3 separate regions of the Homo sapiens genome follow, and regions 2 and 3 are each linked to region 1. A link is a loop called in an ENCODE intact Hi-C map of the cell type or tissue named here. Cell type or tissue: CD4-positive, alpha-beta T cell. All regions are shown on one strand. Links, peaks and the distances in the headings refer to the core of each region. The heading gives the core; the rest is flanking DNA.

Evidence for each region. Peaks named below come from ENCODE experiments on the same cell type or tissue, not always from the same donor. Only the 100,000 strongest peaks of a DNase experiment are listed, where the experiment ranks them.
Region 2: it touches region 1 in a loop (5-fold over the local background); 2 of 110 quality-filtered maps call a loop at or near these places.
Region 3: it touches region 1 in a loop (2.2-fold over the local background); 3 of 110 quality-filtered maps call a loop at or near these places.

What each region holds. Positions count from the first base shown.
Region 1 is chrX:153,680,733-153,690,172 of GRCh38, forward strand. SLC6A8 (solute carrier family 6 member 8) reads left to right here and starts at 7,194. Exons shown (of 13, transcript NM_005629.4): 1 at 7,194-8,104. The coding sequence starts at 7,843. It also overlaps a transcript of PNCK not described here. In CD4-positive, alpha-beta T cell, for the core only: a CTCF peak has its summit at 6,754; DNase peaks (open chromatin) are centred at 6,509 and 7,109; H3K4me3 peaks cover 426 bases; H3K27me3 peaks cover 281 bases.
Region 2 is chrX:153,951,590-153,956,589 of GRCh38, forward strand. HCFC1 (host cell factor C1) reads right to left here. Exons shown (of 26, transcript NM_005334.3): 16 at 4,602-4,822; 17 at 2,477-3,953; 18 at 2,018-2,181; 19 at 925-1,369; 20 at 252-569; 21 at 1-118. Among named protein-coding and RNA genes, the nearest start is that of RENBP, 9.4 kb to the left of the region's middle. RefSeq lists an enhancer at 1,864-2,103. In CD4-positive, alpha-beta T cell, for the core only: CTCF peaks have their summits at 1,958 (motif pointing left) and 2,160; DNase peaks (open chromatin) are centred at 1,942 and 4,388.
Region 3 is chrX:153,750,132-153,760,097 of GRCh38, forward strand. All of the region lies in intron 2 of PLXNB3-AS1 (PLXNB3 antisense RNA 1), which reads right to left. Among named protein-coding and RNA genes, the nearest start is that of PLXNB3, 9.1 kb to the right of the region's middle. In CD4-positive, alpha-beta T cell, for the core only: no CTCF peak of the experiment used is centred there; no DNase peak of the experiment used is centred there.

The sequences.
Region 1 (9,440 bases), core at 4,417-9,416:
AAACCTAGCCTTCAGGGCTGGGCGCGGTGGCTCATGCCTGTAATCCCAGCACTTTGGGAGGCCGAGGAGGGTGGATCATCTGAGGTCAAGAGTTCGAGATCAGCCTGGCCAACATGGTGAAACTGTCTCTACCAAAAAATACAAAAATTAGCCGGGCGTGGTGGTGGGTGCCTGTAGTCCCAGCTACTTGGGGGGCTGAAGTGGGAGAATTGCTTTAGCCCAGGAGGCGGAGGTTGCAGTGAGCGGAGATCACACAACTGTCCGCCCGCCTGGGCAACAGAGTGAGAACCTGTCTCAAAAAAAAAAAAAAAAAAAAAAGGACAAAGGACACAGGAGCCAACCGAAAGAGAGTCCAATGGTCCAAGATGGAAAATTTGAGCAAGAAAATAAAGAGTTGTGTTAGATTAAAACCAAATATAAGGTACACATCTATGAGTCCATACCGTTATAAATAAATGATTACATAAATAAATGTGGGAGAACAGACAACACTCCTGCACAGAACAAAACATTACTTGTGTAGATACTGCCCCTCCAGGAGGTGGCCCCGCTCCCTAACTGGGCCTCACGGAGCGGCTTCCTTCCCAAGAGCACGGTATGGAAAGGGGGAACAGTCACTTCCCAGTGGAGAGACCCGACAAACAGGACCCCAGCCGGTCGTTCCAGGTCTACATGGCCCCCGATGAGGCGCTTCACCCCCGTGGTCTTCCTCCTGATCACCCCTGAGGCCCACCTGATCATGGGAAACAGCAAAAGTTTCCCAACAGAGGTTGTTTTACAACACACTGCCCAGTCCTCCTCGAAGCTGTTAGGGCCACCAAGAACAAGGAGTCTGAGAAACTGTCACAGCCAAGAGGAGCCTCAGGAGACAGGATGACTAAATGCAACATGTGATCCTGACAGAAAAAGGACATTAGGGAAAAGCCAAGAAAACCTGAATAAACTATGGGCTTTAGATACTAACAGTGTTGATTCATTGTTTGCAATAACTGATGTTGATTCATTAATTGCAATAAATGAGCTGTCCTAACATAAGAGGCTAATAAGGCGGGAGATGGGGGTGGGCTGTATGGGAATTCTTGGTACCCTCTTTACAGTTTTTCTGTACATCTAAAACTAGTCTAGAAGGTGAGGGTTGAAAAATTACCTATTGGGTACAACGTTCACTATTCAGGTTGTAACCACCTAATGGGTTCATTTTGCTCACTGCCCAGATAGATAGAGCCAATTTATCAAGACAGGGGAATTACAATAAAGTTTTGTTTTGTTTGTTTGAGACAGAGTCTTGCTCTGTCACCCAGGCTGGAGTGCAGTGGCGCGATCTCAGCTCACTGCAACCTCCGCCTCCTGGGTTCAAACAATTCTCCAGCCCCAGCCTCCCGAGTAACTGGGACTACAGGCACGCACCACCGTGTCTGGCTAATTTTTGTATTTTTAGTAGGGACAGGGTTTCACCATGTTGGCCAGGCTGGTCTCTAACTCCTGACCTCAGGTGATCTGCCTGCCTCGGCCTCACAAAGTGCTGGGATTACAGGTGTGGGCCACCGCACCGGCCTGTTTTGTTTTGAGGCAGGGTGTCGCACTGTCTCTCAGGCTGGAGTGCAGTGGTACAATCACGGCTCACGGCACCCTTGACCTCTTGAGCTCAAGTGATCCTCTTGCCTCAGCCTCCCCATAGCTGGGAGCACAGGTGCGTGTCACCGCCCCAGCTAATTTTTAAATTTTTTGTAGAGACAAGGTTTCGCTATGTTGCCCAGGCTGGTCTCGAACCCCTGGGATCAAGTGATCTGTGTCAGGCCTCTGAGCCCAAGCTAAGCCATCATATCCCCTGTGACCTGCACATATACATCCAGATGGCCTGAAGCAACTGAAGATCCACAAAAGAAGTGAAAATAGCCTTAACTGATGACATTCCACCATTGTGATTTGTTTCTGCCCCACCCTAACTGATGTACTTTGTAATCTCCCCCACCCTTAAGAAAGTTCTTTGTAATCTCCCTCACCCTTGAGAAGGTTCTTTGTAATTTGTAATTCTCCCCACCCTTGAGAATGTACTTTGTGAGATCCACCTCCTGCCCACAAAACATTGCTCCTAACTCCAGCGCCTATCCCAAAACCTATAAGAACTAATGATAATCCCATCACCCTTTGCTGACTCTCTTTTCGGACTCAGCCTGCCTGCACCCAGGTAAAATAAACAGCCTTGTTGCTCACACAGAGCCTGTTTGGTAGTCTCTTCACATGGACGTGTGAGACAATCTGCCCACCTGGTCCTCCCAAAGTGCTGGGATTACAGGTGTGAGTCACCAGGCCCAGCCGAGAAAGAGTTGAATACACGTAGAGGAGACTGGAGTTTTATTATTACTCAAATCAGCTGCCCTGAAAATTTGAAGGCTGGGATTTATTTATTTATTTTTTATTTTTTTGAGATGGAGTCTCGCTCTGTCGCCCAGGCTGGAGTGCAGTGGCATGAGCTAGGCTCACTGCAAGCTCCGCCTCCCAGGTTCAAGCGATTCTCCTGCCTCAGCCTCCTGAGTAGCTGGGATTACAGGCCCGTGCCACCACACCTGGTTAATTTTTTGTATTTTTAGTAGAGACGGGGCTTCACCATGTTAGCCTGGATGGTCTTGATCTCCTGACCTCGTGATCCACCCATGTTGGCCTCCCAAAGTGTTGAGATTACAGGCATGAGCCACCGTGCCCAGCCCTGAAGGCTAGGTTTTTTTTTTGAGACAGAGTCTCACTCTGTTGCCCAGGCTGGAGTGCAGTGGCACAATCTTGGCTCACTGCAACCTCCACCTCCCGGGTTCAAGCGATTTCCGGCTAACTTTTGTATTTTTAGTAGAGACAGGGGTTTCACCATGTTGGCCAGGCTGCTCTTGAACTCCTGACCTCAAGTGACCCACCCGCCTGGGCCTCCCAAAGTGCTAGGATTACAGGTGTGAGCCACCGCACCCAGCCCGAAAGCTAGGATTTTTTAAAGATAGTTTGGCGGACAGGGGGCTAGGGAATGGGTGCTGCTGACTGGTTGGGTGGGGGATGATTCTTGTGTGCTGAGCTGAGTCTGCTTTTAGGTAGGGCCACAGGACCTTGAGTCATAGGTCTATGTGGTCCGGGTGGAGCCATCTGGTAGTGAGAAATGCAAAAACCTGCAAAGACGTCTCAAAAAGCCAACCTTAGGTTCTACAATAGTGACATTATCTACAGGAGTAATTGGAGAAGTTACAAATCTCTTGAGCTCTGAACAATGGCTGGTCATCATGAATGCTTCCATGTTAGCAGAATTCAGGCCCCTCTCATCCTCCTCACCTGATGGCCTTTCATTACTTTTACAAAGGCGGTTTCATCTTGGGAAGGTCTGTTATCATTTAAACTATAAACGAAATTTCTCCCAAAGTTAGCTTGGCCCATGCCCAGGAAAGACCAAAAACAGTTTGGAGGGTAAATGCAGACAGGGTTGGTTAGATCAGCTCTCTCACTGGCAGAATTTTGTTACTGTTACAGTTTTTGCAAGGCAGCTTTAGGGTGATGGGTCTGCACGGAATATATGCATGTAACAGAACCGCGCTTGTACCCTCTCAATCTATAAAACAAATAAAACCAGCCTAATAAAAGTTTACATAAAATGTAAAAAACAAAGCAAAGCCTCCTTTCTGCGGGTCTGTGTAAACGAGCACAGCTGGTGGGAAGGGCGCGGGTGGGGGGTTCTGCTGCCCCCCATCCCTGCCCTGCTGCAGGCCCTCGCCCCCAGCCCCATTCTTTCTGTTCTCCGCTTGGCTGCAGCCGCACGTCGGCCCCCTCCCCAGGAGCTGGAAGTACAAAGCCCTTCCAGGTGGACTCTGGCTCCCCCTTTGTTCCCAGCTTATTCTAATTCCAAAGCTCATTGTGCCCGGCTCGCCTTCAGAAGAGGAGGCGCCCCCATCCTGTCTCCAGCTGCCCATCCTCCCAGGATAACCAGTCACCCCAGGGCCCGGTGGCCCCTCACCCAGCCCCTCCCCGGTCCGCAGCTGCCCTAGGCTTGAGTGGGCGCTGGCTCCAATTCTCAGGCCTCCCCCAACAAACAGGAGCATTCCGGCTAGCCCCCCTCCCCTGCCCTCCCCCCAGCTCCCCTTCTCCTCCCCTCTCCCTCCTCCTCAGCTCCTACTCCAACCCCCCAGCCCCAGCTGGGGCCTGAAAGGCTGCCCACTCCCTGGGACACGGTAAGGGGAGGGTGCAGCTCTCCCCCCGCCCCTCCCCGGTCGCCTCTGCCCCAGAGAACAGTTTGCTTCTCACCCAGAAGCCACCATAGGAGCTCTGGGCTGGGCACAGGTCGCAGGGCACCCCCACCCCCTCCTGCACATGCTCGGAACCCCCCTTCAGTGAGTAGAACACAAGGGCCTGGCAAGACAGGCGGAGGCTTGGAAAGGGCTGGCGGGGGACAGCTACCCGGCCCTCAGCTGGGGGCCTGGAGAGCCCACCCTGCCCCTCCCCAGCAGCTGCTGCCCCCGGGCCGAGCCTGACGCGCCTTGACAAAGCCCGAGAACGCTTTGAAGCCTTCGGACGTGGGAGAGGACCCAGCCAGGGATGGAAATCGCTTTGCCTTTGTTCCCCCAACTGCTCAGCAGCTCGTGGGAGCAGCCTCAGAAGACCCTGTCACTGGCCGCCCGGGTCAGAGCCTGTGACAGAGACCAGAGCTCCGGCCGGAGCTCCCCGCCGGGAACTCCAGCCTTACCAGCCTGAACTTCATGCACTGCTCAAAGAGGCCCAGCTCGCCCTGGCTGGGCAGGGGCGGCTCCCAGGGTGGCCGACGTGGGGAGGGTTCCTGAACCTCCCTCAGGAGCCTCCTGGGACAGAGTCCTGGAGGTCAGCAGAGAAAGGGAAGCCCAGGCTGTGGGCCCCGCGTGGAGGGAAAACTCAGGGGGAACGCCCCGAGGCTGGGAGGGCACAGCCCCATCACACTCCATCTCGTAGTCTTGGAGAAAAATTTAGTTCTACCTCCAGGGCACAGAAAAGCCCAAAGAAGGGATGAGATAAAGGAGGGGCTGGTCAGATTTGTGCTTCAGGAGGGTCCCTCTGGCTGCTCAGAGAATGCAGTTTGGGGTCTGGCCCAGGCCGTGAGGAGGAGTTCACAGTCACTATGGGGTCCAGACCAGCTGGGGGCGGGAGGCAGGGCCTGGCCCAGGGGCTGGTAGTGGGTGCACCCCAGGCTGGGCTGGCAAAGGGCGGGGAAGAAGGTGGGTGTGGGAAGGGGTGGCTGCCTGGAGAAGAGCCCAGTTCCAGGAGGTCGTGGGAGTCAGGTATGGGGGCCCACTGGACCTCCCCTCAGATGTGGGGGCTCCCACTCCGAGGGTCCATGGAGCAGTGGCAGCCATTCTGGACAGCCCCCCACCCTTCACTTCTGTCTCCAGTACCCTCCAGCCTGGCCACCTCGCCCTCTGCCTCGGCCTCCTCTGATCTCACAAAGGCAGCAGCAGTCAGGGGTGGCGACTCCCTCATGATCCTGTCCCTGGCCTCGGAACCCACCGGAGGAGTAACCGCAGCAGTGGTCACTTCCCCAAAGTGCCATCAGCTCTCCTACATCCTTCTCGAGCCTCTGCTTTCTCTCCCTTCCACCCCCACCCCTTTGACAAGCAACATCTGAAAGTCTCCCCTGCCCGCGGCTCCCAGAGCTGTCTGGCCGTGGCCTGCACTCTCCCTCAAAGCGGCCCTCCCCCAGGTCACCGTCCTCCCTTCGATGACATCACGCGCCCACCCCGCACTCCTGCTGGGCTGAGGCCCTCCGAGCCTACTTCACCGGGTCCTCTTCTTTCTCTCAAAGGCAATGGGGTTTGCCTGTGGTCCAGCTGGGTTGGCCCTCTTCCCTCTGTCCTGGGTCCTTGAGTGGCCCCGCTTCTTTAGGCCATCTATGAGTCACTTCTCTAATGCCCCTGTCTCCAGACCAGCTTCAGTCAAAGGCTGGGCCAGAGAAGACCCTAGTGAGAAACTTCTGATGAGCAGTGTGACCTTGCCACCTCAGGGGTACCCACCCACCACCCCTGGTCTAAGCACAGGTGACACCGCCTGTCTCCCCCAACCACACACACCCCTTGAGGCTCCTCCTCCAAGCCTGGGTGGGGACACTGTCCCTCCCTCACCCAGCAAGCTCAATCTGGCTTGGGCCGGAACTGCTTTTCTTCCTAAAGCTGGACGGATGGCCGCGGGCTTAGCTTAACGGGATGAGCCATCTGGGGACTGCAGTGTCCACGATCAGATCAGGGAGCTTGAAGCTGAGGGGGGCACACTTTACCTCCCAGGCCAGGACAATGACCACTTCCTTCCCCACCCCACCCCCAGGCTACTCTTAGCCCTAGAAAATTCTAAACAAGCTGCTCAGCTGGCGGCGGAGAGGCAGCCCAACAAGCTGGCTCTTGCTAGGGAGGCCTGGGGGGTCCTGGGGAGAGGAACACGGGGTGGGTGGGGGGCGGGCAGCCAGGACCTCAGGCCTGAGGCCTTTGGGGAAGGGTCTGTGCACCTGCCAGGCACCAGGGGGCAGCCTTGCCTTGTTCCCGCTCCAGTCCCCTCAAGTCCGAAGCCCCTACCCACTCTCACGCCAGGCAGGGGTGGGGGCCGCCGGGGTCATTTACCCGGGCCCCTTCTCTGCCTTGATGACAAAGTCGAGGCTTGCTCATCAGCCAGGCAGGCTCCCCTCTGCCCACTGTGGAGACACAGAGGCCTGTCACCTGAAGAGCTGGTCCCGGCCTCCAGCTTCCAGGGTAGCCGGGAAGCTGTAGCCCCCAGTGGGCAGCGGTGGAGAGAGCTCAAGGAAGGAGGGAGCACCGGGAGGAGACGGCTGCAGCCTGCCAGGAGCGGGGAGAAAGGGAGAGAAGGGGAGGCGGAGGGCTGAGGGGGCCCGGGGGACGTCTTCCCAGGGCTGGGAGGGGCCGGCCGGGAAGCCTGGGCTGCACTAGGAGCCGGCGACCCTGGGGCGAGGGGCGGCCCGGAGCCCTGCGGGAGGAGCTGGCGGCCGCCCCAGGTAGCAACCATCCTGCCTCCCGCTGGAGCGGCGTCTCCTCCCCGGGAGGAGGGCAGGGAGGAGGTGGGCGGAGTGTGACGAGGAGGGCGGGAGGGAGGGATGCGGGAGGGGGAGGGGGAGGGGGGCCGGCCGGCCGTGGGGGTGGGGCGATAGTGACATCACCCCGGAGTCGGTTTTTAAGCGGCGGCCGGCCGGGGACGGGGAAGAGAGGGATAGTCGGAGCGAGGTGGCGAGTCGCTGAGCCCGCCGCGGCCCCGAGAGCGGCTGCAGCCGCCGCCGCCGGGAAGGAGAGGGCGAGGCGCGCCCGAGCCGCCGCCGCCGCCGCCACCGCCGCCGCCGCCACCACCGCCACCGGAGTCGCGGGCCAGCCGGGCAGCCTCCGCGGGCCCCGGCCGGGGCGGGGGGCGCGGGCCACAGGCCCCTGCTCCGGCCGCCGCTTGCAGACCGCGGGCGCCGATGTCGCCCGCGCCCCGCTAGGCTGAGCCTCGGGTCGGGCGAGGAGCCGCCGCAGCCGCCGCCGCCCGAGCCGCGGGCAGGAGCCTCGGGAGCCGCCGCCGCCGCCGCCGCCGCCCGGCCGGGCCCCGCCGCCGCCCGCGCGCCCCCGGGCCCCCGACACACATGAGATTCTTCAGGCTCACTTTCAAGTGCTTCGTGGACTGCTTCTGACTGCGCCGCCCGCGCCCCGCACCCCGCCGCCCGCCCGCCGCCCCGTCCCCCGGCCCGGCCGCCCCCCGGCCCCCGGCCGGCCCGCGCCCTCGGGGCCCTCCCCGGTGCCGCCGGTGCCCCCCGCCTGACCGCCGCCCCCCGTGAGGCGCCGCGACCCCGGCCCGGCCGTGCGGCCCGCCGAGGCCATGGCGAAGAAGAGCGCCGAGAACGGCATCTATAGCGTGTCCGGCGACGAGAAGAAGGGCCCCCTCATCGCGCCCGGGCCCGACGGGGCCCCGGCCAAGGGCGACGGCCCCGTGGGCCTGGGGACACCCGGCGGCCGCCTGGCCGTGCCGCCGCGCGAGACCTGGACGCGCCAGATGGACTTCATCATGTCGTGCGTGGGCTTCGCCGTGGGCTTGGGCAACGTGTGGCGCTTCCCCTACCTGTGCTACAAGAACGGCGGAGGTGAGTTCCCCCGCCCGCCGCGGCCTCCTCCCCCAGCAGGCCGCCGGCCCCCGCCCGACCCCCGGAGCCGCCGCGGAGGGGTGAAGTCCGGGCAACGGGTGGCCCCCGGGCACGCGGGGGTCGGGGCCGCCCCTCGTCCGCCGCTGCCGCTCGGTGGCCGGGCCGGGCGCCTCCACCCCCCTCGCAGTCATGTGCCTGGCATGGTGGGGGGAGGGGGCCGGCGATGCCCGCGAGGCTGCCCCCCAGACTCCCGGGCTGGGAGGAGCGATTGGCCGCCGAGGTGGGAAAGCAGGCCTGCGCCTTGGGGTCTCCGCGAGGTAAGGAGCCCTGGCTGCCCCCACGGGTCGGGCACACAAGCGGCACATTGTGTGGGCCCCCCACGTGTGCACACACACGAACACACACACACACAATGGGCCACTCTGTCCCTCCCCCTGCCCTCCCCTCCCCTCGCGGCCCTCCCGCCCCTCCCCTCTGGCCCGGGCCTGGAACACTGGGTGCCCGAGCCAGGCTTGGGAAGCCTGCGGCCTGGCCCGCCTGGCGCCGCCACTGGACACACTGCATGCACGTCCCATGCCCGCCCGCCCGCCCGCCCGCCCGGGCCCAGCTTAGCAACAGCGATGGGCACGCGTGTGTCCTGTGACTACAAAACAGCACTGGGGTTGCTGGAAGCCGAAGTGACCCGGTGATGGGTGGGAAACAGAGGTCCAGAGCAAAGGCCTTTGCCCAAGGTCAGGAGAAGGATGCTGGGACCTGGAGTCAGGCAAGTTGCAGCCAAGCTCAGCCTCTGAGTAGTGGAGCGAGCCCAGCCAGGGCAAGGGTAGGAGGCCCAGAGAGGAGAAGGGGGTAGTGGCACCCAGCTCTCCCTGCCCTTCTGCCACCCCCACCCCAGCCTGCTGGCCTCAGGAGATAGGCCTGTGTCACGCCCTGCCTATCTCCTGCAGAGCCTGACTCCCTGGCCTTGCTAAGGCCGGCCTGGCCCCTCTTCCGCACCTGTATCCCTCTGTCCTTGCACATCGCCATCCCACCAGCAGGGGACTGTGACCCACCCACCCTCTGCCTTAGACCTCACACTTGCAGGCAAGCGTCCAAGGGCAGGACAGTCGCGCTCCCTGCCTTTGGATGAGCCCCCCAGGCCTGATCACCCAGCCTTGGCACACATGCACACATGCACGTGCCCTCACTGTGCTGCCTGAAACAGGGAATTGCAGCACTAGGGACAGCCCGCGTGTCTGAGCGTGTGTGTCCTCCATGGCCATCGCCCCAAGTGACCGTGGGGGTGGAAGCCCTGGGGGCCTAGGGCCCCTCTGCCACCCAGGGAATAGGGCTCCAATGG
Region 2 (5,000 bases), core at 1-5,000, 270 kb after region 1:
ACACCCAGGGACTCGATGCCATTGGCCACTTCGGTCAGGGTAGCTGCAGCCTGCAGCTTGGCTGGGCTGGCCACCACAACCGGCTGGGGGGCCACAAATGTGTTGGATGGAGCCAGGCCTAGGAAGAAAGAAGGTGTCAGCGGGAAAGACTCGGGAAACCTGGCTCCCAAGTGAGACCGAGCCTCCCGTCCTGCCCTCACCTCCCTGGGTGCCCCCACCACCCCAGCACCAATTCGCCCTCAGTCGCTTACTCTCAGTGGCCGTTGAGGGCAGCAGCGCCACAGTGCTGGGGACCGTGCCGGCCAGCTCATTGAGGCAATTGCTCTCAATGGCTGGGTCGTTGAGACTGTCGGCAGGGGCCAGGGCCTCAGTGGGGAGGTGGTGATGCTGCTGCTGGGCCTGGGCCTCCTGCAGCTGCTGCTGCTGCACCAGGGCAGCCAGCTCCTGCTGTGTCAGCACAATGGGTATGGTGGTGGCCTGGCCCTCCTGACCCTCGGCCGACAGGTGCCCCAGCTCCGCCTGAGTCACGGTTGCTGCTGCCTCGGAGGTGTCCATGGGCTCGCCGGTGCCTGCTCCAGGGTCGAGAGAAACACTACTTACTAGGAAGGCTGGCCAGAAGCGGGCAGCCCGGGCGGAGGCCCCCAAAGCCTGTCCTAGAGACCCCGTCCACCTCCTACCGTGCTCCACTGTAGGCTAAGCCCTGGCCGAGGGGCCCTGCCTGTTTCCCAGGCGCTAACCCCAGCCAGCCTGTTCTACACGGCAGTCTCTACTACTTGGCCTGCCTGGGGTCCCCTGTGCTCGTCCTCCCCATCACATCTGGCTCATGCCACCCTCGAGGGAAATGGGCTCCTCTTCCCAGGCTGTCTCCGCGGCCTATTGCTCCCCCGAGCGGCCCGGCTTCCCCAGGGTTGCACCGGCACTCACCCATGACGGCCTGCTGCGCGGCCTGGAGCACCGCCTGGATGGCCAGGGCCTGGGCTTCCTCCGTGGCTGCGGCCTGGGCAGCTGCTTCTGCAGCAGCCGTCACTGCCAGCTCCTCGGGGGTGAGCCCCGTTACCATGAGGGTGGTGGTGCCAGCTTGGGCCTCGGCCATTAGCTCTTGGGGAAGTGATAACTGGTCTACTTCGGACTGTGTGGGTGGGGGTGGCTGGACCACCACAGTGGCCACCACCGCAGAGCCGGCAGACTCCTGGCCCGAAGATGGCTCCCCTGTGCTGCTCAGATCCACGGCGGCCGGGAGCTCAGGGGTCTGGGAGGCTGACAGGACCTCGGCGGACTCCCCCATCAGGGCTGTGGAAGCCGACTGCAGAAGCTGCCGTGGCGGCAGCTGCTGGCGAGGACCTGGCGACACCTGGAGTTCCTCTGGGGGCTGCAGGATGTCAACAGCAGAGAAGGGCATGTCAGAAGTTTCTGTGTTGGCTATGGTCACTGTTATTTTGGCCGGGATGGGGACTTCAGTAGTCAGAGCCCTTGGGGCAGTCTCAGTCATTGATGAGATCTTCTAGAAAGGGAGAGAAGCCCCTGTCAGAGGGGAGGAGAGGGGCCAGAGCCAGGCAGCAGGGCTGAGAAGCAAGCCAGCCCTCACCTTTCCTTGTGGGCCTAAGTTTTCATTCTTGATGGGCCAGCTCCAGCCCATGTTAAATAGGGAGGGGACAGTGGTTCTCTGACCAGCATGAGGAGAAAGGCCCTTGAGACCCCCGGTCAGGTTTAACCCGTCCTCAGTCACCCTGGCCTGGACAAATGGGCACTCAGACCCCCGCCATGTCTTATACAGGCTGCGGTGAAGTGACACGCGATGAGAACCAGTCCCAGAAATAAAAGCGCCCCAGAGATGCGGGGGACGGTGAGGCTCCTGCCTCCTGCCGCAGCAGGCACCGAGGCTGCCCTTTTATGGTCCGGAAAAGGGACCAGGAGCGGCCCCATGCCTGGTACAAGAGCGACATCTGGCGTCTGAGTGTGGAACTGCACGGGCGTAGGCCGGGAAGGCGGGGAAGAACACGGCCCCCTGGGCTCTTACCGGCACAGAGGGGCCCGGGACCGGTGTGGACTGCGTCACGGTGGTCACAGCCCGCGTCAGTGTGGAGGACACGGTTGTCGTGATGGCACTGGAGCTGGTGATGTTCACGCTGTCGCCCTGGGTGCTCTCCACCTCTCCCTGATCGCTGGCAGCAGGTGGGGGGTCTGTGGGGGCGACAGGCAGGCGGCTGCTCAGCAGGAGCCCCCCCGGCCTGTACTTGGCTTGACCACCACAGGCTTCCTCTACCACCAAGGGGAGGGCCAGATAAGGCAGGACAGGCTCCTGGAGACCTCTGTCTGCTTCAGGTACAGCCAGGACGCCCCAGCTCTCCCCACTGGTAAATTGGGTGCCAAGGAGCCTGACTGGTGGACTCTGGACGGACCCCCGCCATCGTTGTCTTGGCCTTTCAGCCTGGGGGGCTGGGAGACCATGAAAGCCAGGCTGGCCACCTTCACTTACCTTGGTTTGAACTCATGTTGGAAGTGACAGTGGTGGCCGTGTGAGTGGTGCCCGTCTCGTGGGTCTCACAGGGGGGGTTGGAGCACACCCTCTGTGTTGGGAAAGGAGCCAGCAGCGCGGTGCCAGCCTGGGGGGTGACGCTGGGTGCCGCCGCCACCTCTAGGCCAGACTCCACGGTCCTGTGGGAAGAAGTGGCGTCGGGAAGCAGGGCACCCACGCTGACCGACATGGTGGTGCCAGTGGAAGTGGTCTGGTGTGTCTCACAGGGGCGACCAGCAGGGGGCTGCTGCCCACCCTCGGGCTGGCCCGTGCCCCCGTTTGAAGTAGCGGTGGTGGCCGTGTGGGTGGTGCCCGTCTCGTGGGTCTCGCATGGCGGGTTGGAGCACACCCTCTGGGCGCTGCCTGCATTCGAGGTAGTGGCGGTGTTGGTGGTGCCTGTCTCGTGGGTCTCACATGGTGGGTTGGAGCAGACTTGGGTCACGGTGGCCGAGGGGCACAGCAGTGCCTCCAGGGCTGTCACAGTCACTGTGGTGCTGGGCGAGCCACCCTGGAGGCTCTCGCACACAGGTGCCATGCGGGGCTCCCCAGCACCCACGCTGGAACGGGTCATGGCAGCGGTGCTGACCGCATGGCTGTGGCGCCCCGCAGGAAGGTCCTTAATGCTTGGGCTGCTCAGCCTGACTTTGCTGCTCAGAGGGGCCAACTGCACAAAAGCAGGGCTGCGGCCCCCGGGCTCCCGTGCCATGCTCGGCCCAAGGAGTGGGCCGGCCGAGCACGGGGCCCCGGTGGCCATCACAGTCATGGTGGTGCTGGTCGCGCTGGTCTGGCGGGTTTGGCACTGGGACTTAGAGCCCTGGGCTGCCTCCAGCGCCCCAGTGGCCACACTGATCCGGATCACGGCAGGGGTGCCAGCTGCACAGGCCCGACGGGCATCTCGCTGGTGGTTGGCGCCGACGCTCGACATGGCTGTAGTGGCAGTGTTGGTGGTGCCCGTCTCGTGGGTCTCGCAGGGTGGGTTTGAGCAGCCATGCTGCCCGGCCATGTTGGAGGTGGCGGTGGTGGCGGTGTTGGTGGTGCCCGTCTCGTGGGTCTCGCAGGGCGGGTTCGAACAGACTCGGACCACGCTACCATTCTGCTGGCCCACAGTCGAGGTCACAAGAGAAGCAGCTGCCTCCTGTCTGTCACAGACGAACTGCACTTGGGTGGGCTGGGGGTGTCCCCCAAGGTTAGCCACAACAGTAGTGGTGGCCGTGTTGGTGGTGCCAGTCTCGTGGGTCTCACAGGGTGGGTTGGAGCACACCAAGGTGACAGTGCCAGGCTGCACATCACCCTGGCCTGAGTCGGCGATGGTAACTGTGGCGGTGGGCTGTTCTGTAGTCGGGGAGGCCAGAATGGACACAGGGAGGTCATGCACAGGCTGGGCCTCCACCCCACTAGGTGCCGTGATCAGAGTTACCTGGGTGGGCTGGGACACGGGCTGGGGAGACACACGAGGAGGAGAGTTAGTGCTGCAGCTGGCTGTCTGCCTGTCCCTCCCACTGTCCTGCACTGTCACCACACAGGCTGGGACCACTGACCACTTCTCAACGGCCCTGGCAGACGTAAGACCCACTCACCCCTGCCCCCAAGACACTGACTTGCTCAGAGGCCAGGGAAGAGGCACCACTTTGCCTCAAAGGCAACTGGGATGAGGAAGAGGCTGTGAGGACAGGGCAAGGGGAAGGCAGGAGGCTGGCTGAAGTCAAGTCCTTTGTCAGAGAATGGAAATCCCCCTCAATGCTCAAAGGCCAACAACAAACGTTTCACCGTTTTCCTTAATATGTATGAACAGAACACTGCACACACATGCAGACGAGCTGCGGCGTCCTGTAGAACACTGCGAGAGGAAGAACCCGGTGTTCAAACACCAGGCATGGCCAAACCATGACAGCCAAACCACGGACTATGACACAGGGACCATGTGACACCAGGGAAAATGCCCCAGGTGAGGAAAGGCCTGCCATGGCTGCACCCGGCAGCAGCGCAACACCAGGAAGGAAAGGCCTGTGGACGGACGGCGTGAGCCTCACGTGCTTCCACTTGTGTGGGGTCCCTCGCCCACACGTGGCCTCAGGCCCTGCCCTACCTGCATGGTGATGGTTGGGGTTGTGAGCCCGCCTGCCGCTGTCAGCGTGGTCTGTGCGGCCGACACAGTGATGGCAGTGGGGTTGATCACCTGGCTTGAGAGGGTGGCAATGGTGCCCAAGGTGGTGATGGGCGTGGCCAGGGAAGCACTAGTGCTGTGGCCCCCCGCCCCGGCAAGGCTGGTGGAGACGGTGCCTGTCACTGTGCCTAGGGTCGTGACACCTGAAGGAAAGGAGGCAAGAGTTGGGCCAAGGCTGCTGCTGTCTCCTTCCCAGCAGCTCCTCCTGCACAGGCTGGGGCACTCTGGAGCTGCTTGCATAGAAGGCTCGGGAGAGAGGAGCTGCTGTGCCACCCAGCTGTGCCATGGGGATTGAAGGCCAGCCCTGCTTCGTTATAATCT
Region 3 (9,966 bases), core at 2,232-7,231, 67 kb after region 1:
TACTGACTCAGTCCCCAAAGTCCCTCTCGCTCCCCACTGGATCCTCAGTGTCTGGTAGTACAGTGCCTGACGTGGGAGGTACACAGCGACCACTAGGTGAATACAAGAATGATGTGATTGAGGGTGTTTTCGGTCTCATATGCTGCCCATGCTCGGTGATGCAGTAAATCATCATCTGTTTGGAACGGTCTAAGTCTCCAGCCAGAAAGGAGGGAGAAGGCACCATGTGACCCTGCATCTCCCTTGCCAGTGCTCTGATTTGACGTTCTAGAAGAGTAGTCTTTATGCCGGGGCACATGCTCCCCTGAGGATTATGAAGCCTGTCCAGGAGGGGCTCAGCATGGATGGTCCCAAGGAGCCAATGTCCCGCCTCAGCTTGCACAGGGGCTCTAACCTAACCTGCCTTTCCCAGAAACCTGACCCCAGTTGACAAGAGCAGGATGTTGCACCATGATACGTCGTGGGGTCAAAGGCTACCAGGCACCAGGAAAAGAAGCCATTTGAAATACCGCCTCCTTTCACCAACCTGACATCTCCACCTCTGCATTTCAGGAAAAGAAATACATCCAAAAGAATTTTCCCTTCACATTTAATAATTACAAAAATTGTGTTATTTTCCTCAATTACATGCTAGGAAAACTTGTAGGAATTTTGCCATCTCGAATAAATGTTTTAACACTTAGGGGAAAAAAAGTAGTGGGAGGCAGCCAGTGGCAAAGTTGGGTTTGCACAAGAATCGGAGGCACCAGATAACTCAGAAACAATGTGTGTGTATGTGTTGGGGAGTGCAGAACAAGATGATTTATTGGAAGTCTCTATAAGAAGCTGCTGTCCTTGCACTGGCTATGCAGATTAAAAAAAAAGAAGAAGAAAACAAAGAAGATGCTAGATGCCCATATCTCTGCCCCACTTTGTACAGAAGACCAGAGATAGAACAGAAGGTCTGTGGAGATGCAAATTTAAGCCACAGTAAAATACCCTTTTTTTTTTTTGAGACGGAGTCTCACTCTATCACCCAGGCTAGAGTGCAATGGCACAATCTCAGCTCACTGCAACCTCTGCCCCCCAGGTTCAAGCAATTCTCCTGCTTCAGCTTCCCAAGTAGCTGGAATTACAGGTGCACGCCACCACACCTGGCTAATTTTTGTATTTTTAGTAGAGACAGGGTTTTATCACGTTGGTCAGGCTGGTCTCAAACTCCTGACCTCAGGTGACCCACCCACGTTGGCCTCCCAAAGTGCTGAGATTACAGGCATGAGCCCCCGCACCCGGCCCACAGTGAAGTATCTTTTTGCATCCACTGATTGGCAGAAATGTAAAGTCTGACAATACCAAGTGTTAGCAGTACTACAGAGCAGCAGGAACTCACACTTCCCCGGGGCAGGCAAACTGGGACAACCACTTTGGAAAACAGTGAGCATTATTCAGTATAGTTGAAGATGTGCACATTTAGAAGCTAACAATTTCACTCCTAGACACCAGATTGCATGTACAAAATCGCTCACAGCATCATTGTTTATAATGCTTAAAATAATGTTTAAATGTTTTTTAATAGGCAAAAGCCAGAAGCAACCCAAGTGTCCATTAGCAGAAGAACAGATAAAAGATCTATGTTAGAGTCATACAATGAAACAGTATACAGCAATAGAAATGTCCCAGAGTCAGACCATAGAAGTCTAAAAAAATAAATAAATGAATAAACTACGGTTATGTGCATCAACTTGGATGTCTGTCACAAATGTCATGTGGAGTGAAAACAGCAGGTTATAGAAAAATATATCCAGTATGATTCCACTTATAGGGAAGTTAAAAAAAAATAATGCTGCAGGATTTGAACAACACTCTAGACCAGGGGTCCCCAACCCCAGGCCACTGACCAGTACTAGTCTGTGGCCTGTTAGGAACCGGGCTGCAGAGCAGGAGGTGACTGGTGGGCAAGTGAGCATTCCCGCCTGAGCTCCATCTCCTGGCAGATCAGCAGCGGCATCAGATTCTCATAGGAGCACGAACCCTATCATGAACTGCGAATGTGTGGGATCGAGGTTGTGCCTGATGATCTGAGGTGGAACAGTTTCATCCTGAAACCATACCCCCCAACCCTCCATCCATGGAAAAATTATCTTCCACGAAACTGGTCCTTGGTGCCAAAAAGATTGGGGACCACTGCTCTAGAGCAAATGGACCTAGCAGACATACACAGAACATTCCATCCACCAGCAGCAGAATTCGCTTTCTTCTCAGCTGCACATGGGGTAGTCTCCAGGATAGACCATATGTCAGGCCACAAAACAAGTCTTAACAAATTCAAGAAGATCAAATCACATTAAGCATCTTTCCCAACCGCAAACAAGAGATCACTAAGAGAAAGCAAACTGGAAAACTCACAGATTTGTGGAAATACACAACACCCTCCTGAACAACCAATGGGTCAAAGAAGAAATCAAAAGGGAAACAAAAAAAAAAATCTCTTGAGACAAATGAACATGGAAACACAACATACAAAATGCAGTGTGCAGCAAAGCAATTCCGAGAGGGAAGTTTAGAGCCTTAAATGCCTCCATTAAGAAATAAGAAAGAGGCTGGGCATGGTGGCTCACGTCTATAATCCCAGCACATTGGGAGGCCAAGGTTGGTGGGTCACTTGAGGCCAGAAGTTCAAGACCAGCCTGAGCAACATGGCGAAAACCCGTCTCTACTAAAAATACAAAAATTAGTGGGCGTGGTGGCACATGCCTGTAGTCCCAGCTACTTGGGAGGCTGAGGCACGAGAGTCACTGGAAAAAAAAAAAAAAGAAAAAAGAAGTAAGAAAGATCTCAAATAAACAACCTAACTTTACACACCAAGGAACTAGAAAAGGAAGAACAAAATAAGCCCAAAGTCAGCAGAAAGAAGGAAAGAACAAAGATCAAAGCAGAAATACATGAAATAGAGACTAGAAAAATAACAGAAAAGATGAATGAAACTAAGAGTTGGGATTTTTTTAAGATAAAATCAACAAACCTCTAGCTAGACCAACTAAGAAGAGATAAGACTCAAATAAATCAATCAGAAATGAGACATTACAACTGATACCACAGAAATGCAAAGGATTGTAAGAAACTACTATGAATAGGCCGGGCACGGTGGCTCAAGCCTGTAATCCCAGCACTTTGGGAGGCCGAGGCGGGTGGATCATGAAGTCAGGAGATCAAGACCAGCCTGGCTAACACGGTGAAACCCCGTCCCCGCTAAAAATACAAAAAATTAGCCGGGCGTGGTGGCGGGCGCCTGTAGTCCCAGCTACTCGGGAGGCTGAGGCAGGAGAATGGCATGAACCCGGGAGGCAGAGCTTGCAGTGAGCTGAGATCGTGCCACTGCACTCCAGCCTGGGCAACAGAGTGAGACTCCGTCTCAAAAAAAAAAAAAAAAGAAAAAAAAAAAAGAAACTACTATGAATAATTATACTCCAACAAATTGGGTATCCTAGAAAAAATGGATACATTCCTAGGCACATCCAACCTACCAAGACTGACTTAAGAAGAAATAGAAAATCTGAACAGACCAATAATGAGTAAGGAGATTGGACAAGTAATAGAGTCTCTCATCAAAGAAAAGCTCAGGCCTGATGGCTTCATTGGTAAATTCTACCAAACAGTTAAATAACTAATACCTATCCTTCTCAAACTCTTCCAAAAAACTAAAGAGGAGGGAACGCTTCCAAACTCATTTAATAAGGTCAGAAAATTCCCTGATATCAAAGCTGGACAAGAACACTAAAAGAAAAAAAGCTACAGGCCAATATCCCTGATGAACACAGGTGCAAAAATCTTCAACAAAATACTAGCAAACCGAATTCAATAGCACATTAAAAGGCTCATTCACCATGAGCAAGTAGAATTTATCCCTGGGATACAAGGGTGATTGAATATATGCAAACCAATAAATGTGATGCACCACGTTAACAGAATGGAGAATAAAATCATTTCTCAATTGATGCAGAAAAAGCATTTGACAAAATTTAACATTCTTTCATGATGTAAAAAAAAAAAAATTAGCTCTTGGCCAGGTGCAGTGGCTCATGCCTGTAATCCCAGCACTTTGGGATGCCGAGGCAGGAGGATCTCTTGAGCCCAGGAGTTCAGACCAGCCTGGGCAACATAGCAAGACACCTCTACAAAAAAAAATTTTTTTAAATTAACCAATCATGGTGGTGTGTGCCTGTAGTCCCAGCTACTCTGGAGGCTTGAGCCCTGGAGTTCGAGGCTACTGTGAGCCAGGATCATACCACTGCACTCCAGTCTGGGTGACAGAGCAAGACCCTGTCTCAAACAAACAAACAAATACAAATTAGCCAGGTACATTGGTGCGTGCCTGTAGTTCCAGCACTTTGGGAGGCCAAGGCAGGAGGATCACTTGGGCCCAGGAGTTTAAGACCAGCCTGGGCAACATAGGCCCTGTCTCTACCAAAAAAACAAAATTAAAAAGAAACTCTCAACAAATTAGGTATAGAAGGAATATACCTCAACATCATAAAGGCCATATATGACAAGCCCACAGCTAACATCATACTGAATGGTGAAAAGCTGAAAGCTCTTCCTTTAAGATCAGGAGCAAGACAAGGATGCCCACTCTCACCACTTCTACTCAGCATAGTCCTGGAAGGCCTAGCCACAGCAATGAGAAAAGAAAAAAAAAAACATTTAAAAACCCAAATTAGGCCAGGCTCGGTGGCTCACACATATAATCCCAGCACTTTCGGAGGCCGAGGTAGGCAGATCACCTGAGGTCAGGAGTTCGAGACCAGCCTGGCTAACATGGTGAAACCCCATCTCTACTAAAAAGACAGTAATTAGCCAGGTGTGGTGGTGCATGCCTGTAATCCCAGCTACTTGGGAGGCTGAGGCAGGAGAATCACTTGAACTTGAGAGGCTGAGGTTGCAGTGAGCCGAGATCACACTACTGCACTCCAGCCTGGACAACAGAGTGACACTTCGTAAAAAAAAAAAAAAAAAAAAGAGAGAGAGAGAGATTAAATTGTCTCTGTTTGCAGATCACACAATCCTGTATGCAGAAAACCCTAAAGACTCCACCGAAAAATTGTTAGAATTCAGTCAAGGTACAGGATACAAAATCAGCATACAAAACAATAGCTTTTATTTTTTATTTTATTTTTTTTTTTTTGAGACAGAATCTTGCTCTATCACCCCACCTGGAGTACAGTGGCTCAATCACAGTTCACTGCAGCCTTGACCTCCTGGGCTTCTCCCACCTCAGCTTCCTGAGTAGCTGAGACTACAAATGTGCACCATCATGCCTGACTAATTAGTATTAATATTATTGCTATTATTGAGACAGGGTCTTGTTTAGTTGCCTGGGCTGGTCTTGAATTTCTGGGCTCAAGTGATCCTCCTGCCTTGGCCTCTCAAAGTGCTGGAATTACAGGTGTGAGCCATCATGCCTCACCTAGTAGCATTTCTATATGCTATATGCTAACAATGCACTTTCTTTTTTTTTTTTTTTTTTTTGAGACAGAGTCTCTGTTGCCCAGGCTGGAGTGCAGTGGCACTATCTCGGCTCACTGCAAGCTCCGCCTCCCGGGTTCACGCCATTCTCCTGTCTCAGCCTCTCCGAGTAGCTGGGACTACAGGCGCCCGCCACCATGCCCAGCTAATTTTTTGTATTTTTAGTAGAGACAGGGTTTCACCGTGGTCTCGATTCCTGACCTTGTGATCCGCCCACCTCGGCCTCCCAAAGTGCTGGGATTACAAGCGTGAGCCACTGCGCCCAGCCAATGCACTTTCTAAAAAAGAAATCATCAAAGAAGATTTATTTTGTTATCCAAAAAGGAAATCAAGCCAACAATCTCATTTATAATAGCTATAAAAAATAAAATACTTAGGAATAAGTTTAACCAAGGAGGTGAAAGACCTATACACCGAAAACTGTAAACCACAGATGAAAGAAACTGAAGAAAACACAAATAAATGGAAAGATACCCTGTGTTCATGGATTGGGATAGTTAATATTGTTAAAATGTCTATACTACCCAAAGTGATCTACACATTCAATGTAATCCCTATCAATATTCCCATGAGATTTTTCACAGAAATAGAGAAAGCAATTCTAAAATGTATGTTAAACCACAAAAGACCCCAAATAGCCAAAGCAATCTTGAACAAAAAGAACAAAACTGGAAGACTCATGCTATCTGATCTCAAAATATGTTACAAAGCTATAGTAACCAAAACAGCATGGTTCTGGCATAAAAACAGACACATACACCAACGTAACAGAATAGTGAACCCAGAAATAAATCTATGCATTTACAGTTGATTGATCTTCGACAAAGGTGCCAATAATACATGATAGACAAAAGACAGTCTTGTCAATAAATGGTGTTGGGAAAATTGGATATTCACTTGCAGTAGAATGAAATTAGACCCTTATCTCACACAATGCACAAAGATCAACTCAAAACGGACTGAAGATTCAAATGTGAGACCTGAAATTAGAAAACTACTAGAAGAAACTTACGTGAAAAGCTGCTTGGCACTGGTCTGGGCAATAAGTTTTTCAATATGACACCAAAAGCACAGGCAACAAAACAAAAACAGACAAATGAGTTTGCATCAAACTAAAAAGCTTCTGCACAGCAGAGGAAGCAATCAACAGAGTGAAGGAGACAGCCTATGGAATGGAAGAACATAGTTGTAAACCATCCATCTGATACAAGGTTAATACACAGAACACACAAGGAACTCATACAACTCAATAGCAAGCAAATGTATTTTCTAACCCAGTTAAAATAACCCAGTTACACCTACTATGTACTCCTAAAAATTAAAAATTGAAAATTGAAAAAATAAATAACCCAATTTAAATGGGCAAGGACCTGAACAGGCATTTCTCAAAAGAAGACATACAAACGGCCAATAGGTCTATTAAAAAAAAATGCTCAACATCAGCCGGGTGCAGTGCTCACGCCTGTAATCCTAGCACTTTGGGAAGCCGAGGTGAGTGGATCACCTGAGGTCAAGAGTTCAGGACCTGCCTGGCCAACATGGTGAAACCCTGTCTCTACTAAAAATACAAAACTTAGCCAGGTGTGGTGGCATACGCCTGTAATCCCAGCTACTCCAGAGGCTGAGGCAGGAGAATCACTTGAATCCGGGGGGCAGAGGTTGCAGTAAGCCAAGATCGCGCCACTTCACTCCAGCCTGGGCGAAAGAACAAAACTCCATCTTAAAAAAAGAAAAAAATGCTCGACATCACCAATCATCAGGGAAATGCAACTCAAAACCACAATGAGACACCACCTCACTCAAATTAGAATGATCGTTTTCAAAAAGACAAAAGAAAACAAACTTTGGCGAGGGTGTGGAGAAAAGGGAACATTTTGGAACAGTATGGAAAATGGTATGCATGGTGGTTCCTCAAAATATTTAAAGTGAGAATGACCATACAATCCAGCAATCCCATTTCTGGGTATGTATCTAAAGGAAATGAAATCGGTATGTCGAGGCAATATCCACACTCGCATGTCCATTGAAGCACTACTCACAATCGCCAAGATATGGAATCAAACGAAATGCCCACCAACAGATGAATGGATAAAGAAAATGTGGTACAGATACACAATGGATCACTACTCAGCCTTTAAAAAGAAGGCAATCCTGCCATTTGCAACATGGAGGAACCTGGAGGACATTACATTAAGTGAAGTAAGCCGGGCACAGAAAGGCAAATACTGCATGACGCTGCTCACGTGGAAAGTAAAAATGTCAGCCTCATGGAAACAGAGCAGAACAGTGGCCGCCAGGACTGGGGTAGGGGAAATGGGAAAATGCTGGTCAAAGGGTACCAAGTTTCAGTTATGCAGGATGGAGACGTTCCAGAGATCTGATGTACAGCATGGTGATTCTAGTTAACACATTTAAAAAAATAAAACCAAAAAATTTGTTGCAAAAGTAAATAATTTATTGTTTAAGGCTAATTCATATTTGGGACAAGTATAAAGAAAACCAAGGAAAGGCTAGGACTAACTGCGAAGGGAAAAAGAAGGGTCCATGATGGCTGTCAGTGGGGATGATTCATCTAAGCAGCATATGCTCTTCCGTGTGTATTAGATTGAACAAGATGAAACTGCAATTTTTGTAGGTTAACAATAAATGAACATTAAGCAACGTCATCTGGTTTTGACCCAAGACATTTATTAATAATAAATCAATGATAAAATAAAACCAAAACACTTTATGCTAATAAACTTGAAAACTTAAACAAAATGGGCATGTTCCAGCCAGGCGCGGTGGCTCACGCTTGTAATCCCAGCACTTTGGGAGACCGACGCAGGTGGATCACCTGAGGTCAGGAGTTCAAGACCAGCCTGGCCAACACAGTGAAACTCCGTCTCTGCTAAAAATACAAAAATCAGCTGGGCGTGGTAGCGGGCACCTGTAATCCCAGCTACTCGAGAGGCTGAGGCAGGAGGATTGCTTGAACCCAGGAGGCAAAGGTTGCAGTGAGCCAAGATCATGCCACTGCACTCCAGCCCGGGCGACAGAGCTAGATTCTGTCTAAAAAAAAAAAAAAAAAAGCATGTTCCTAGAAAAATATTGTTTATCAAAAATTGACTCAAAATAGAATGATTCATCCTAAATTCAGATAGAATCTCAAGGGGCTCCAAATAACCAAAACAATTCTGAAAAAGGAGAACAAAGTTCGAGGACTCACACTTCCTGATTTACAAAATAAAACATATTACAGTGTGGTCCTGGCATAAAGACAGAGACAGAATATAATCCAGAGCCCAGAAAGAAACTCTCAAGTATATGGTCAGATGATTTTTGACAAGGGTATCAAGGCTACAAATTGGGAAAAGGGCAGTCTTTTCAACAAATGGTATAGGGGAAACTTGATATCCACATGCAAAAGAATAAAGTTGGAGGCTGGGCATGGTGGCTCACACCTGTAATCCCAGTGCTTTGGGAAGCCAAGGTAGGAGGATTGATTGAGTCTGGGAATGGGAGACCAGCCTGGGCAAAGTAACAAGATCCCATCTCTACCAAAAACATTAAAAATTTGAGGCTGAAGCACAAAAATTGCTTGAACCCGGGAGGCAGAGGTTGCAGTGAGCTGAGATCACGCCACTGTACTCCAGCCTGGGTGACAAAGTGAGATCTGTCTCAAAAAAAAAAATTAAATTAAAAATTAGCTGGGCATGGTGGTGAATGCCTATAGTCCCAGCTACCCAGGAGGCTGAGGCAGGAGAATTGCTTGAGACCAGGAGTTTGAGGTTACAATGATTATGCCACTGCACCCCAGCCTGGGCAACAGAGCAAGACCTGTCTCAAAAAAAAAAAAAAAAAAGATGGCAAATTTTGTGTTATGTATTTTTTCCCACAATAAAAAAATTACTCAAGAAGAAACAGAAAACCTAAATGGTCCCATAATTATTACAGAAGTTGGATTCATTGTTTAAAATCTATAGGGGGACAGGCAGGAAGCTACAAAAACAAGGAAGGCCAGGCCAGATGCGGTGGCTCATGCCTGTAATCCCAGCACTTTGTGAGGCCGAGGCAGGCAGATCACCTGAGGTCAGGAGTTCAAGACCAGACTGGCCAACATGGCGAAACACCGTCTCTACTAAAAATACAAAACTTAGCTGGACGTGGTGGTGCATGCCTGCAGTCCCAGCTACTCGGGAGGCTGAGGCAGGAGAATCGCTTGCACCCAGGAGGCAGAGGTTGCAGTAAGCCAAGACTGTACCACTGCACTCCAGCCTGGGCAACAGAGTGAGACTCTGTCTCAAAACAACAACAAAACAAAACAAAACAAAACAAAAAAAACAAAGAAGAGAAAAGAAAAGAAACAAAACAAAAAACAGAAAATAAAAAACAAGGAAGGCCTAGATGGTTTTACAGATGATCTCCAGCAAACATGGAAGTAACTGATCATCTCCATCTTAGACTAACTGTTCCAGTGAACAG